2 separate regions of the Homo sapiens genome follow, and region 1 is linked to region 2. The links are chromatin contacts, found by Hi-C or POLR2A ChIA-PET in ENCODE. All regions are on one chromosome and are shown on one strand. Each heading gives the region's core, a stretch centred on a gene start or an enhancer-like site at or near the end of the contact. The rest is flanking DNA. Distances are from core to core; before and after follow the strand shown.

Region 1 (5,103 bases), core at 1-2,500, 190 kb after region 2:
CAGCCCTGCGTGCCTTGGGAAAGGTTCACTCCACCCCCAGCTGCCACAGGGTGGTCTGATCTTGGTGACAGGGTGGAAGCCTGCAGTAATAACAGACCTGCAATAAATGGCAACAGCATCGATAACAGCTTTGGGACAGACACTTTTCTAAGCCTTTTACATACTGTCTCTCAGCAACCACCCTGAGAAATGGCATTAATTATTCCCGTTTTACAGATGCGGAAACAGGCTCAGAGAGAAGGACTTCACTCAAAGCCACACAGATAAGGAAGTGTGAAGAGGGACTGGAACCCGGGAAGTCTAACTCTTGCCTGCTCTGGTGCCGGAAAAGGATGTGCAGGGAGTGGACTCTCCTCCCCACCCCCACATCCCAGGCAGAAGGAAGGAATTTGAGCCAAACTCTAGGCTGTGTGCCTGGCTGTCCCAGCATATGTCTGCACACAGACCTACAAATTAGGCTTTGTTCGGGGCTAGAATAGGAGCCTTGGGGAAGGGCCTCTCCAATCAGTTCCCTTGGAGGGGGGCGGGGTGGAGCCCCTTCTGCCTGGCACTGCCCGGATGCCACCAGCCACACCCCACTGACTCTGAAGACCTGAACACTGGGAGCCATCCCATTTGGACAGCACATCGCCCCCTCGTGGCAAGAGGGAGACTGAGTCAGGGACACGCACGCATAGAACACTTTCTATGGGCACAGGCACAGAGACAGAGCATGCCTTGGTGGTCAGAGTGAGTCATTCATAAATATCTGGAAATAAATACAATACAAATGATGTGTGTGGCCCCAAACCACACACAGTTACAGCGACTCACACATACACATATCAATAATACATTCCCTTTTGTCTGGAGAGACACATGTGGTGCAGAACCAGCCTCATATGTGCACACGCTTTAAGTCCATGGACTTGGATTCGGTACCTACTAAGTGCCAGGCCCTGTACTGGCCAGCAGGGGCACAATGATCCTGTCTCAGATCTTCAGGAACTGGGTCTAGTGGGAGCGAGGGGAAGATGAGTCACATACCCTGGTGAACTACAAACCATGGGCAATGGGGCACAGGGAGTCTCAGAGGAAGGTGGGAAGATCCCAGTGGGCTTCATGGAGGTGGTGGTATTTTGACTGACTCTTAGAAGATAGACGTAGGGAACAGCACAAAAGTTGGGAAGAAAGTGTTGCAAAGGTGGTGTGGAAAAACGAGTAGATAGTGGTTTAAACGTGGCCATGGGGTCCATGAAGAGCCTCCCTGCAGGGCTGCTGCACAGGCTGTGACTATATGAGTAGCGTCTCTGAGGTTGTGCAGGTTGTAACCTGTATAAACCTATGCGGCGGCCGTGGGAAAGTGGAGGTTGGTGGGTTAGGGAGTTGAATCTGGGAGGACCTCGAATGTGAGAGCCAAAGACAATGGGTCACCTCTGCCAAAGACAATGGGTCACCAGGTGGCCTGGGGAGTGTACAGCGATCAGACAGGGGTTTCTTTTCTTTCTTTTTTTTTTTTTTTTGAGATGGATTTTCGCTCTTGTTCTCAGGTTGGAGTGCAATGGCACGATCTTGGCTCACTGCAACCTCCACCTCCAGGGTTCAAGCGATTCTCCTGCCTCAGCCTACCGAGTAGCTGGGATTACAGGCGCCCACCACCATGCCCAGCTATTTTTTTTTTTTTTTGTATTTTTAGTAGAGATGGGGTTTCACCATGTTGGACAGGCTGGTCTCGAACTCCTGACTACAGGTGATCCGCTCACCTCGGCCACCCAAAGTGCTGGGATTACAGGCGTGAGCCACCGTGCCTGGCCAACCAGACAGGGGTTTCTGATTCCTGGTCTGGCAGCTGTAGAGAGATGGCTCACATGGGGAGAGAAGGGAAGCCTGGAGTTCAGGGCTACATGCCCCAGTCACTAGGAGAACTTTACTCATCACTCCAGCCAGGGCTCCATCGCAGAGGGTCTGATCTCTTGGTGTGGGGGGCTTGGGTCAGGTTTGGGTGGTGGTTGAGCTCGGCAGGTGGTATGGGGGCACAAGTGGGAGGTTTGGGCAGAGGAGAAGGGAGGGATGAGGGAAAAGGAGCCTCCAAAGAGACAGACCCAGAGCCCCACCTCGTGGCCAAAGCCTGCATTGCCGGCCCACTGGAGGCTGGTACACGCTGCCCTACTTAGCGCTGGGAGCTAAGGGTGACACTTTCTGAGTTTAGCCCAAAGCCCCTTAGCTTCCCCCAGCACACACCCCTATCTGCAGCTCTGCTGCAAACCGGGCCTTGATAACAGGATGCATAAATGACCATGTCTCAGTCTCCAGGTGACAATGCATGGACACACACACACACACACACACACGCTAGCCAGACACGTGCTTGCTCACATGCACACACACACACACAATCATGCAGTCATATCAGTACAAACCAGGTACCCCACAGACACGCCAGTGCACACACCACACAGACATACAACACAGCCCCACTTTGAGTAAGATGAAGGGTGAGGGAATCCACAAACAATTTTTCAAGACCCCCCAGCTCGCCCTCACACACAGTGTGCAGACTCCTCACAAAGAGCCCAGTGTACACACACAGGCCTTCCTGAGACAGGGACAGGAGAGGACCTGCCAGTCCTGGAGTGAGTGACCTGTGCCCCACAGCCTCCCCAACAGGTGGGCCCCAGAGACTCCTTCAAATCTGACTCTCTCTCCACCCTGGGGCGCTCTGGTTCTTTTTGAAGTGGAAGAGAACAGAGAACGACAGTTTAGGTGTTGGGGGAGGCAAAGGATTACTTACTTGGGCAACAGGGGAGAGGACCTGGCATGAAGCCAGGCTTACTGGCTGACCTAGGAGCAGAGGGTGGCATGCAGTGAAGGATGGAGGCTTGCAGAGGGCAGAGGCAGGCGACTGCAGGGACTCACTTTCCCCACGTGGCACCTGTCCGCTCCTTCTCTTCTCAGCTTAAATATCACCTCCTCTAGGAGGGCCTCCCAGCCCACACCATCTAATGTGTGTCTCCTGGGTTACCGTCTCATGTTCTTTTTCTTCAGCTCTTCATGTGACTCATCACCATGGGCGTTTAGGTTCTAGTGATTTTCTAGCTCTTCTTCCTGTGAGCTGGCAGATGTGTGTGTGTGTGTGTGTGTGTGTGTGACAGGAGTGACTTCTGATTTTACTGACCACTAGCCTCCTGGTGTCAAGCCCAGACACTGGTCAGTGGACAGTGGCCTGAATGAATGATGGGCTGGGTGACTGAAGGACCGTGTGCCAGGGCTGCGGATGGGATGAAGGCTTACCCGGGAGCAGTGGCGGGTGACAGCCAGCACCTCGTCATCAGTCAGCAGCCTCTGGGCCAGGTCCTGAATGAGGGGCCGCCGGCTCTCCCAGGCCTGAACCTGCTCATCCACATTAGGCAGCTGGCTGGAGGGACTCCCAGACCTGGCAGACAGCAGGGCCCGGCCCCTCTCCTGGTCTGCAGGGCAGGAACCATCAGGGGAGGGGAGAGGGGCTTCCCTCAGCAGGGCTGGGCCCCAGAATTGGCCAGCTGAGAGCCCAGGTACCTGGGGCAGAATCCTAGCCTAGCCTATATGCTCCCCACCATGGTAGCCCACAGCAACCTGCCCACCAATGCAGCACAAACCCCAGCCCTCAGCCCCAACATGGACCCCTATACCAGTCTGTTTCTTAATGGGGTCTTAGCCCAGTGCCCCCAGGGCCCCCTGAACATGCACTGTCATAGTAGTCTGTTGCCCAGTGGAGGCCCAGCACAGGCTCCCTCATCACCCCCAAATATATCTTTGGGAGTCCCAACACAAGCTCCTAAAATGCATCCCAATATCTGTCTGCCACCCTATCTTTCCTAGTCAGCTTAGTCCAATTCTTTTAGCTGCCCCCAATACATACCATTCTAGCTGCCTGATCCCCCATGCTTGACCCTGACTGAATTTAGTCCAGAGCCACTCAGCTGGCCCCCAGTATGCACCCTCATCTGCCGCTCTACTGTAAACTAGGCCTTGGTAAAGGGATGCATGAATTACCACGTCTCAGTCTCCAGGTGACAAACTTCTGTACCGGGCCCACGCCCCCTGCTATGAAGAAGAAAGAGGCTCAGCTGCAGGCCTTGGCCCCCAGTCTGAAAATGGGGTTCAGGAGGGCTCAGGACAAGCTGGAATGGAGAATTCAGACTGGAAGTAGGTGGGATAGGGAGGCAAGAGGCCTGGCCCTGAGGGGCTTGAAGGCAATGCTCAGGCTATGGACTTCCTTCATAGGCAATGGGGAGTCAGGACGGTTTTGGATCAAAACAGGGTGCAGTCTGAGCACTGCTTATGCAAATTCACTTGGAAGCAAATGTATGGAGGGAAGAACCTCAGGGACAGAGCTTGGAGAAGTACCTACCTTCAGGGGACAGAGGGAAAAAGAGGAGCCTTGGAAGGAGATAGAGGAGTGGCCAGAGAGGTGGGAGGAGAACCAGCAGAGGGCAGGGACTTGGGAACTGTGGGAAGAGAGATGCACTGACGGAGAGGGGCCAGGCAGCCGTAATTGGAAGGGATTGTCTCTCCCATGGTACAATCACCTTGAGACCCCAGAACATCCCACCCCAGGGCAAAGCAGGGTCCAGCTCCTCATCCTCTGGTTGTTTTGTTGATCCGACATCCACCCCCCTCTTCTGAAAACAGCACCCTGATTTTCCCCTGGGGACCCACCCCACTCTGTTCTTAGCCCGTGTACTCCAGGGTGGGTACATGACCCAGGCTGGCCAACAAAAGCACTTTCCCTCCCACATCACAGCGATTTATTCTGCATGGCACAGGATCTCAGCTGGGCCAGGGAGAGCCTACCCTGGGACTTCAGCTGGAACTATTTAAGGAGAAGCACTTTCCCCTGGGGTTGCTATGCAATAGAGGTCATCTTACCCCCAGGTGGGCAAAGCCCCACAATAGCGAAGTCAACTCATGGGAGAGATGGAGGGGGACAGATGTCTGATGATGTTGCTCAGATGTTTAGACCCAGCTTAAATCAGCAGCTGAGCCAAGACGTGCTTTATTTTTCTTTTACTTTTTTTTTTTCTTTAGAGACAGGGTCTTGCTATGTTGCCCAGGCTGGTCTTAAACTCCTGGGCTCAAGTGATC
Region 2 (5,622 bases), core at 948-3,447:
CCGGGGAGGAAGCTTGCAGAAGTGCCCCCTTGTGTGCAACCCACTGTATGTCATGGCCCCTCCACAGCGCCCACCCACCCAAGTCTGTGCCCGAGGAGCACTCAGCCTCAGCTCCACCCTCAGTGCCCAGCCCACCCCAGCCAGCTGACACTGCTTGGAAGAGCCTGCCCTGGTTTCCATGGAAACTTGGAGCCAAGAACCATTTCCAGGGGCATGTCAGTCACTCAGACAAAGCCACCCTGGTCCACACCAAGACACAAGGGAAGACCAATGTTGAGAACCAACCCCAACCCCAACCCAGAGACAGTAGGGAGCTAGTCCCTAAGAGGAATGGAGGTCAGGCTGCGGCGGGAAGCAGGGAGAGTCGCTGCAGTGAGACAGGCTAGAACACCCCTATACCTCTTCAGAGGCACCCAGCCTTCCATTGCTTCCCTGGGGCTCTGACCCATCCCTAATCAGAGGAGTTGGGTTTGGGTTGTTTGAATCAGAGAGACAGAGGCTGTATTTAAGGTCTGGTGACTGCAGCTGGAGGTTGTACTATACCTAACCCCTAACCCCAGATTGGGAGCAGGGTCTTGAAGCCAAAGAGAGTTGAAGTTCCTATGTGCACAAACACCAAAACACTCTTGTCTTAAGGAGGGTTAGACTCACTCAGCCAGCAACTCACTCCCTCTGGCCGCCCTCTATGTGGCCTTTCCCTGAAGTTCAACTCTCATTGGTATGGGGAATGGGGAGGATAGAAGAGAGTGGTTGGCCCCATCCATCCAGGGACATTTAGGTATAACCCTGGGTAAGCAGAGCTTGGGGTAGGGGCAGCGGCAAAGAGGGAGATTGCTGCTGGGTCTTATGGACTAGGGGCTGAAGGGAGTTAGAGGTGTGGGTAAAGGGATTCCTGCCCAGATTTAGGGGAAGGAAAGTAGAAGCCTTGTTGGGAGGCAAGGAGATTTTAGGGAGAAACTCCCAGCAGTGAGCAGGTGGGGGCTGGAGGAGGTTTTAAAGAGGTGGGGTGAGGGAAGAGTGGGGAGGTGGGGGCAGGGAGTCTGCAGGGAGGTGGGGAAGAGGGGAGCCGCAGAGAGCTCGTGGTGTCGAGGGGGGAGTCGTTAAACAGAATCTAGTGCTGATGAGGAAATTACACTTGTTTCATTAGCGATGGGGAAGGAGATAGCTCAGTTCCTCTTGGTCACAGTTGAGCTCAGAAGCTCATTATCCTGCTGCACGCATGCTTTCCCTCCTCGTCAATAAACAGGCTTTCCAGTGGCTGCATCCCCCACCCCCACCCCAGCTCCCTCTCAGAGAGGGGCCCCTTCTCCTCTACTTAACCCGCGGTTAGGGATCACTGTAAACAGTCTGGGGTCATCACACAGGAGAAAGGGCGAGGGGGAAACCTGGAGGCCTGGCCTTTCTCCCGCAGAGGGAGGGAGGTAGCTTCCGACGACGGCTCCCAACCCACGGGCCCTCCGCTCACCGCTAGCGGACCAGCGGGCAGTCCACCTGCGCCGCCTCCATCCCCTGCCGCGTAGCCCACGCATCCAACCTCTTGAGGGAAAGGCGGGAGGGCGGTGTCTCCCAAAAGAGCTCCCACCTCTTGTGTTGGCACTGCACATTGATGCCATTCTTAGGACTTTCTGGGAGAAAAATGTCCCGAAGGCCTTTCTTCGCCACCGCCCCCCACTCCCATTTCCACCCATTAGGGGCCATGCCTCCTAGAACCGGAGTGGCATCTATAAAGGCCCTGGCCCCCAGCGCGACAGGGTGGACGCGCCCCAATACAAACCCTTCGTGGGTGGCCGCGAGCGCCTCCGCTGGGAAGCCCTGGGCGGGCACCGGCCCACAGGTCCCGCCCGTGGGTGTGCGAGCGCGTCGGTGCCTCCCGCCTCCCCGGGCTCTCTCCACGCGGACGCGGTGATCGCCCCACCTCCGCCCGGCCCGCCCGCCACGGCCATTACCCTGCCCGCGACACCTGCGCCTGAGACCCGGCGGGAGGAGCGGGCGGAGAAGCCACCGGCCGGACTCGTGGGGTCCGCCCTGGCTTGCAGGCGTCTGATCCCCACTCCCCGACCCTCCCGCAGGGAGCGAGTTCTCCGGCAACCCGTACAGCCACCCCCAGTACACGGCCTACAACGAGGCTTGGAGATTCAGCAACCCCGCCTTACTAAGTGAGTACGCCACCTGGCTGGCCGGCGGCTCAGCGCGGCCGCGCGGCTTCTGGGCACGGTCCCACTCCCGGCGACCCGACCTCTGGGGACCCGGCCGGGCCAGGGGGACAGGCTTGTTAGTGCAGCACTGAGGCCCGGGGACCCCTCGAGGACGCCCGCACCTCCTGCCCTCCCGTGCCCTCCCTGGTCGCTCGAAGGCTCTGCGCCGCCCTCGCCCTCGGATCCCCTGGAGGGTGCGCAGCCGGGCGTCACCAGATCGGGTCCCTCTCATGCCCCGTGAACGCAACTATTCTCCGGGGCAACTGGCTCCACTGCCCAGCCAAGGTCTCCCAGTCCGGATCCCGCTGGACCCCAGCCAGGGGAGGTCTTTTCTGTGCTTTTCTTTCCTTTTTTGTTCTCCTGTTTGTCCTCTCACCCAGCCCATTCTTCTCCTGTGTTAACTTCCAGGTTCCCCTTATTATTATAGTGCCGCCCCCCGGGGCTCCGCCCCTGCCGCTGCTGCCGCTGCCTATGACCGCCACTAGTTACCGCGGGGACCACATCAAGCTTCAGGCCGACAGCTTCGGCCTCCACATCGTCCCCGTCTGACCCCACCCCGGAGGGAGGGAGGACCGACGCGACGCGATGCCTCCCGGCCACCGCCCCAGCCTCACCCCATCCCACGACCCCCGCAACCCTTCACATCACCCCCCTCGAAGGTCGGACAGGACGGGTGGAGCCGTGGGCGGGACCCTCAGGCCCGGGCCCGCCGCCCCCAGCCCCGCCTGCCGCCCCTCCCCGCCTGCCTGGACTGCGCGGCGCCGTGAGGGGGATTCGGCCCAGCTCGTCCCGGCCTCCACCAAGCCAGCCCCGAAGCCCGCCAGCCACCCTGCCGGACTCGGGCGCGACCTGCTGGCGCGCGCCGGATGTTTCTGTGACACACAATCAGCGCGGACCGCAGCGCGGCCCAGCCCCGGGCACCCGCCTCGGACGCTCGGGCGCCAGGAGGCTTCGCTGGAGGGGCTGGGCCAAGGAGATTAAGAAGAAAACGACTTTCTGCAGGAGGAAGAGCCCGCTGCCGAATCCCTGGGAAAAATTCTTTTCCCCCAGTGCCAGCCGGACTGCCCTCGCCTTCCGGGTGTGCCCTGTCCCAGAAGATGGAATGGGGGTGTGGGGGTCCGGCTCTAGGAACGGGCTTTGGGGGCGTCAGGTCTTTCCAAGGTTGGGACCCAAGGATCGGGGGGCCCAGCAGCCCGCACCGATCGAGCCGGACTCTCGGCTCTTCACTGCTCCTCCTGGCCTGCCTAGTTCCCCAGGGCCCGGCACCTCCTGCTGCGAGACCCGGCTCTCAGCCCTGCCTTGCCCCTACCTCAGCGTCTCTTCCACCTGCTGGCCTCCCAGTTTCCCCTCCTGCCAGTCCTTCGCCTGTCCCTTGACGCCCTGCATCCTCCTCCCTGACTCGCAGCCCCATCGGACGCTCTCCCGGGACCGCCGCAGGACCAGTTTCCATAGACTGCGGACTGGGGTCTTCCTCCAGCAGTTACTTGATGCCCCCTCCCCCGACACAGACTCTCAATCTGCCGGTGGTAAGAACCGGTTCTGAGCTGGCGTCTGAGCTGCTGCGGGGTGGAAGTGGGGGGCTGCCCACTCCACTCCTCCCATCCCCTCCCAGCCTCCTCCTCCGGCAGGAACTGAACAGAACCACAAAAAGTCTACATTTATTTAATATGATGGTCTTTGCAAAAAGGAACAAAACAACACAAAAGCCCACCAGGCTGCTGCTTTGTGGAAAGACGGTGTGTGTCGTGTGAAGGCGAAACCCGGTGTACATAACCCCTCCCCCTCCGCCCCGCCCCGCCCGGCCCCGTAGAGTCCCTGTCGCCCGCCGGCCCTGCCTGTAGATACGCCCCGCTGTCTGTGCTGTGAGAGTCGCCGCTCGCTGGGGGGGAAGGGGGGGACACAGCTACACGCCCATTAAAGCACAGCACGTCCTGGGGGAGGGGGGCATTTTTTATGTTACAAAAAAAAATTACGAAAGAAAAGAAATCTCTATGCAAAATGACGAACATGGTCCTGTGGACTCCTCTGGCCTGTTTTGTTGGCTCTTTCTCTGTAATTCCGTGTTTTCGCTTTTTCCTCCCTGCCCCTCTCTCCCTCTGCCCCTCTCTCCTCTCCGCTTCTCTCCCCCTCTGTCTCTGTCTCTCTCCGTCTCTGTCGCTCTTGTCTGTCTGTCTCTGCTCTTTCCTCGGCCTCTCTCCCCAGACCTGGCCCGGCCGCCCTGTCTCCGCAGGCTAGATCCGAGGTGGCAGCTCCAGCCCCCGGGCTCGCCCCCTCGCGGGCGTGCCCCGCGCGCCCCGGGCGGCCGAAGGCCGGGCCGCCCCGTCCCGCCCCGTAGTTGCTCTTTCGGTAGTGGCGATGCGCCCTGCATGTCTCCTCACCCGTGGATCGTGACGACTCGAAATAACAGAAACAAAGTCAATAAAGTGAAAATAAATAAAAATCCTTGAACAAATCCGAAAAGGCTTGGAGTCCTCGCCCAGATCTCTCTCCCCTGCGAGCCCTTTTTATTTGAGAAGGAAAAAGAGAAAAGAGAATCGTTTAAGGGAACCCGGCGCCCAGCCAGGCTCCAGTGGCCCGAACGGGGCGGCGAGGGCGGCGAGGGCGCCGAGGTCCGGCCCATCCCAGTCCTGTGGGGCTGGCCGGGCAGAGACCCCGGACCCAGGCCCAGGCCTAACCTGCTAAATGTCCCCGGACGGTTCTGGTCTCCTCGGCCACTTTCAGTGCGTCGGTTCGTTTTGATTCTTTTTCTTTTGTGCACATAAGAAATAAATAATAATAATAAATAAAGAATAAAATTTTGTATGTCACTCCCCATGGCTCCAAGTTTGTCTCTCCCTGTCTCTGAGATGGGCCTCCCCTCCATTGGTCGATCCCCAAAAGCCCCTTCAATGATCCTCCCAACTACACTCCCGCTGCCACCTCCAACTCCTTTGCCGAGACCCCCTTGGCGGCAGCTGAACCACGGCGAAGGCCGAGACTAGCCTGCCCTTTAGTAGCCACCCTCCCCCACGCACCCCGGCCCTGGGGACAGGAAGTTCTTACTCTCCGAAACTTCAGAATAACTCCTAGTTAGGCGCCTATACTAGGCCAACTCTGTGGTCCTACCAGTACACCCGCACCCAGATTTAGGGTGCTGGCTCTCAGAACCCGAAGTCTGAGGCCTTCTCCACGTGGGTGGAGGGGTGGTCGTCTGTCCTATCTCCTCCCTCCGTTCCCTATCCAGTGCAGTTGCGCGTGGGCGCAGCAGCAATTTTATCCCCGAAGTCTGCAATGAAACGCGAAGACCGCAGACGCTTGCCGCAAGTTTCCTCGCTCTGCGTTTACTTCTGGGCCCGAAGAATGCCCCGCAGAGGCCCTAGGAGCTGGTTCATGGGACTTCACGCGCCTCCAGTGTCTTGCGGAGCCCCAGCCCCAGCAAGCAGCGGCT

The links. Hi-C counts contacts between places; a loop is a spot of excess contacts on that map. ChIA-PET counts read pairs that join two places held with the same protein, here RNA polymerase II (POLR2A). Pooled maps may share reads with other maps.
Region 1: a pooled map shows a loop between it and region 2 (4-fold over the local background). The contact joins two enhancer-like sites. A Hi-C loop is called at or near these places in 2 of 37 single-sample maps with no recorded cell type and 9 of 50 pooled maps. POLR2A ChIA-PET finds 5 or more read pairs at or near these places in 1 of 52 experiments (CD8-positive, alpha-beta memory T cell).

Annotation. Positions count from the first base shown.
Region 1 is chr10:101,012,366-101,017,468 of GRCh38, forward strand. PDZD7 (PDZ domain containing 7) reads right to left here. Exons shown (of 17, transcript NM_001195263.2): 10 at 4,012-4,062; 11 at 3,271-3,446. Among named protein-coding and RNA genes, the nearest start is that of LZTS2, 15 kb to the left of the region's middle. RefSeq lists enhancers at 779-908, 1,877-1,926. Within about 2 kb of position 1,251, at least 22 of the 41 ENCODE cell types and tissues checked have a DNase peak (open chromatin) inside an H3K27ac peak, as active enhancers do.
Region 2 is chr10:100,824,940-100,830,561 of GRCh38, forward strand. It overlaps PAX2 (paired box 2), which reads left to right. Exons shown (of 10, transcript NM_000278.5): 9 at 2,070-2,156; 10 at 2,604-5,005. The coding sequence ends at 2,680. Among named protein-coding and RNA genes, the nearest start is that of PAX2, 82 kb to the left of the region's middle. Within about 2 kb of position 2,198, at least 3 of the 41 ENCODE cell types and tissues checked have a DNase peak (open chromatin) inside an H3K27ac peak, as active enhancers do.